2 separate regions of the Homo sapiens genome follow, and region 1 is linked to region 2. The links are chromatin loops, found by intact Hi-C in ENCODE. Cell type or tissue: HepG2. All regions are shown on one strand. Region 1 overlaps LAMB1 (laminin subunit beta 1). Region 2 has its middle 14 kb from the start of LAMB1.

Region 1 (2,500 bases), 68 kb after region 2:
CCACCTCCTGGGTTCAAGCGATTCTCCTGCCTCAGCCTCCCAAATAACTGGAGTTACAGGCAAGCGCCACCACGCCCGGCTAATTTTTGTATTTTTAGTAGAGATGGGGTTTCACCATATTGGTCAGGCTGGTCTCAAACTCCTGACCTCATGATTCACCCGCCTCGGCCTCCCAAAGTTCTAGAATTACAGGTGTGAGCCACTGTGCCTGGCCAGGACTCTTAAATTTTTAAAATGACCGTTTTCTTTTTTTGGACACAACTACAGCAAGAAATAATACAGATCTTCAAGTTGGCAACTCATTCAATATCTCCTACAGAAGGTCAGGAACCTAGAAACTGTGTTCCTTCAGGGTGCAAACCCATGTGTTCCTTAACAGCAGAAAAAGGTCAGTGGGCAAGACCAGAACAAATTAGATATGATTTGTTTTTTAAGTTGAGGCTTAGCCAGAAGGGTTTGTATGGACCTCTTAGATTAAGGTTTGTTTCACAGTGGGGATAATGTTTGCTATGTCAATAAACAGGTACTTTTCTTTCATCATTCTCCAAATTTGGTTCTTAATGAGATCTGACATCCCCTCTTCCATTAGAAGGTATTGAAATCCAGTGGACCAGTTTCTCCAAGATGTCTCTTGAAAGTAAAACTCTGCTTAAAATCTGTTTTTTCCAGGGCTCTAATCACTACTCTGTTAAATTCCTCAAACTTGTAATGCCCCAAGGCTTGATTTTTTCCAGATAATGGCTCTATCGTTGCACATACCCTGATTCTGTCAGCATGTGTCATTGGCAAAATAGCTTTCTCTGCCAAAGCTTTCTGACCTTTGGCTCCATCTTAGCTTTGTTAGCAGGAAAGGCCTGCTACCCAGAGTCAGAGTCAATCAGAGAATTGTTCATGTGGTCCTTAGAACTTTACTCCTTACCCTTTTATCTTTTCTTTAAACTTTCGCCTCTAAATCTGCCAGGGAAATTGTGACTTATAGAAACCTTGTCAACTTGTTTGGGTCAAAAGTTAGATCCTGTTTTAGAAACTCTGCAAAGAGTGAGATTCATGGCATCATTGTTCGCCAACTTCTTTGTTCCTTTCATCCAGAAGAAAGGTCAGCTCATTACGTAAGAAACTTTTCATCAGGAAAAGCAAACAACCGATAAAAAACAGAAACTAAGTATTCTGCAAGGAAACCTGGTTTAAGGAGAATGTATTGAAACTGGATATGTCTGTTCCTTTTTACTCCTCCCTTTGGCATTTCCTTTTTTTTTCTGTAAGATAATCATAGAAATTTAGTTAATGGAGGAACTACAAAGATCACATGGCTTTATGGTTTGCCTATTATGCTGGCCAATCCCGGTGGCACGAGGGCAGCAGGGATGCAGACAGATGAAGAGGTCCCATAGCCAAGAGTGTAGGTCCTGGAGCCAGACTGCCCACATTCACTTCAAGCAATTGGTACTCCTGTATTAGAAGAAAACAAAGTCCCTTCTCATCTCCTCACCCAGTATACTCCTCTTTTTACTCAGCTTGATAGGAATCTTTCCAGTCCTCTCTGCATTTATATGTATACATCATTCGTATTCGTGACCCTAATAATGATACCCAGTCAGCTCACACCAGCAAGAAAAAGTATTTTTCAAGCCCTCTGGAAGCATTGGAAGCTCCAAGTGAGCATAAGTGAAAATACCCTAAGAGATACTTCCAGGTTCTAGATCCAGGTGTTTCATTTTCCCCTTGTTTTCCCACTACATTGTCATCTCTCCAACCTTATCTTTAGTTTTGTTTTTTTCATGGAAGACCAGAAAGCCCCTTTCCCCAAAGTGTTAAAATCTGGGGTGAAGGCAACTGACCTCATTGCATACTTTGGCAATTCAAAGTTATAAAATGTTAGCCGGGCACGGTGGTTCACGCCTGTAATCCCAACACTTTGGGAGGCCAAGGCGGGCGGATCACTTGAGGTCAGGAGTCCGACACCAGCCGGACCAACATGGTGAAACCCCATCTCTACTAAAAATACGAAAATTAATCAGGTGAGATGGCGCACACCTATAATCCCAGCTACTTGGGAGGCTGAGGCATGAGAATCGCTTGAACCCAGGAGGCAGAGGTTGCAGTGAGTGAGCAGAGATCGTGCCACTGCCCTCCAGCCTGGGTGACAGAGCAAGACTGTCTCAAAAAAAAAAAAAAAAAAAGAAGAAGAAGATATAAAATGTTGGGGCATCTTTATTTGGGGTGTTAAAGTAGATACTGTCTCTCCTTTGTGCCCACAGTGGCTGAGCTGGGGTGGGGACATTTGGAAATTTGGGAGGAGGGGAGTATTTTGGGTCATCACCATAATGGGGTCATTGCTATAGGCACTTGGTATGCAGGAGCCAATAATAATAAATGTCCCACAGTGCTTAAGGCAGTCTGTCAAACAGAGAATGTGTCGGATCCTCAATGCTTTTAGCACTCTTTGGAGAAAGCTCATAACCTACAAAGCACCCAGAGAGAGTGAGAATTGATTTGAGTG
Region 2 (2,500 bases):
GCGATTCACAGCCTGCCTGAATTTCATGTCCTCATTTCCTTTAGCTGTAAAATGCTAATAAATATACCTGGTCTCCCTCCTAGGGTTACAGAGCTAATTCGAATGAAAGAGCTTTGAGAAGAGTGAGATATTACAGGAATCCTTCAAGACCTCACTATTATTACACTGTGTAAGTTACACCTGCATTCTCCTTCTGAACCATTGCTCCTATGGTCCTGCCTACTTTAAAATTGTCATCTCTCTCCCAAACCTAACCTTTTCCTATAGCCCTAGGGCTCCTTTTCTAGCCTCACTCAAAGCCCTTTTTCTGGAGTTCCTGTATTGTCACTTGGCTGATATGCCTTTTCTAACCAGACATCAAGTTTTATGAGGACTCACAGCATGCATTTGCACACGTTTAAGTCCTTTAGAGAATGTAGCACAGTGTGGAGCACTCTAAATAAATACTTATTCACTTTAAGTATTAGTTCCATAAATTGACTCCAATTTTATGAGAAGACAGTCCCCTGTTTTGTTCTTTCACCTTTCCTGCCCTCCACCCTGTTTCTTCTCTCCCCTTGGAAGAGAGCCAGAAAAAAAGCAATTTATTTTTTCTTCTTGCAACATGAAACAGCCTAGGTAGGATGTCTCTTAACACCTGCTCATCCATCAGCACCTAGCTTTTCTCTTCTGAAGAACTTGAACCTACATATAATCTTTATCTTTACTCATTACATGTTAAAAGTGGCCACTCTAGAAGGCTTCCCCCTCCCTAACAACCTGCCTCTGATTCAGCCTGCCAGCTGAACGAGCTTTCAGTGATACAAAGTAAGCTTGCCACAACATGTATTACACATATTTAATCAGAATGTACAGAGTTTTTGAGCAGAGATACAGTGTTTTCTTCATATTCATAAACTCTGTGACTAACAGTTAAGTGTCTAAGATTCATAGCAGTATCTGACATAGTTCCACACACAACCACAGTTCACTTTGATGGCAAACACCAAAACTAGGAGGCAGGAGGTTGGCTGCACTTTATCTCACATTCACTAGGTGGCAACAGATTAAGTGTGCTATATTTCAAAGCTCTCTCCAGTCATCCCAACATGGCACCAAGAACTAAAATCTAATCTTTAGTACTGTTATTTCCTTACAGTGAAGACTTTGAAATATTTAGTCAATAAAACATTCATAGTGAAAAAAACCTTAAAATCTACTAGCTGAAGATATTACCTCTGATGAGGAAAGATATAAAATGACTGTCAGAAAACTACTAACACAGCTAGGTTAATTTTTAGAGACACTAGATGCAGGTATCAGCTCTCACATATGATTTTTCTCACTGATGTTGCCTGTCATTCAGGAAAGAGGTTTAAGAAATTCCAAAATAGGTTGGGCTCAGTGGTTCATGCCTGTGGTCCTAGCACTTTGGGAGGCCGCAGCAGGCGGATCACTTGAGGCCAGGAGTTTGAGACCAACCTGGCCGATATGGTGAAACGCCATCTCTACTAAAAATAGAAAAATTAGCCAGGTGTGATGGAACATGCCTGTAGTCCCAGCTACTTGGGAAGCTGAGGCACAGGAATCATTTGAACCTGGGAGACAGAGGTTGCAGTAAGCTGAGATCGCAGCACTCCACTCCAGCCTGAGCAACAGAGCGAGACTCCATCTCAAAAAAAAAAAAAAAAAAAAAAAAAATTCCAAAATGCAAGAGATTTGAAAAATTCCCTCGTCCTACCCCCTCATTTTCTGAAGAATACTAAGGCTAACCTAGCCAGGGCCACTCTGTTAGTTGGAAGAAATGGCAAGGCAGGTGTGATGGGAAATGTGCCCTGCGACTATACTCAGTTTGTTGCACCCTCTTCCAAGACAACTTCTCTTTTAACTGGTCTTAGGCTGTATTAAATGGACCATCAAATAGTGAATCATTTTCTTAAAATGAATAACTGATTTCTTTACATAAATGACCTAAGCTGTAAGTCAAATATTTGAGACATGTGAAACATTTCACAGGAAGTAATTCTGCTTGAAAGAAAACAAAAGACAAAGCGAACCAAATAGAAATACTTCATCTTTGAAATGTTATTGAACAAAACTGTATAATCTGGGGGGACTAGCATGTTTCTTGAGATTAGCCAACTAAGCAAATATACAGTTGTAGCTATTAAACACATTCAATAGGATTGTTTTAAGAGTCTTAAGTAAAAAAAAAAAAAAAAAAAAAAGTCTTCAAAACTTCCCATGCTGTTTTTAAAAATAGGACTACATATAGAAATAACAAAGTAGGCTAAATTTTAGGTGTTAAGCTTGATGTTACCAAATGTATTTATTCAAAACAATTTATTTGATTATATAGGAAAACAAAAAATAACCTATTAGAATAACTACTTGGTTGGAAACACTAGTTGTATATGATATACAACTAATTTCTAGGAATTTGTCATAACCCAAACAGAAATCCAGATTACTACCTCTGTTAAAGTGAATATCCAATTTAAGTCAAAATTTTCTCTTGAAT

The links. A loop is a pair of places that touch in the nucleus more often than their neighbours do. Peaks named below come from ENCODE experiments on the same cell type or tissue, not always from the same donor. Only the 100,000 strongest peaks of a DNase experiment are listed, where the experiment ranks them.
Region 1: a loop joins it to region 2, with 10 times the contacts of the local background. A loop is called at or near these places in 18 of 110 quality-filtered maps.

Annotation. Positions count from the first base shown.
Region 1 is chr7:107,947,664-107,950,163 of GRCh38, reverse strand. The region is part of intron 24 of LAMB1 (laminin subunit beta 1); the gene reads left to right. Among named protein-coding and RNA genes, the nearest start is that of LAMB1, 54 kb to the left of the region's middle. RefSeq lists an enhancer at 1,717-2,500. In HepG2, no CTCF peak of the experiment used is centred here; a DNase peak (open chromatin) is centred at 973.
Region 2 is chr7:108,015,456-108,017,955 of GRCh38, reverse strand. It overlaps a transcript of LAMB4 not described here. Among named protein-coding and RNA genes, the nearest start is that of LAMB1, 14 kb to the right of the region's middle. In HepG2, a CTCF peak has its summit at 1,034 (motif pointing right); DNase peaks (open chromatin) are centred at 1,025 and 2,005.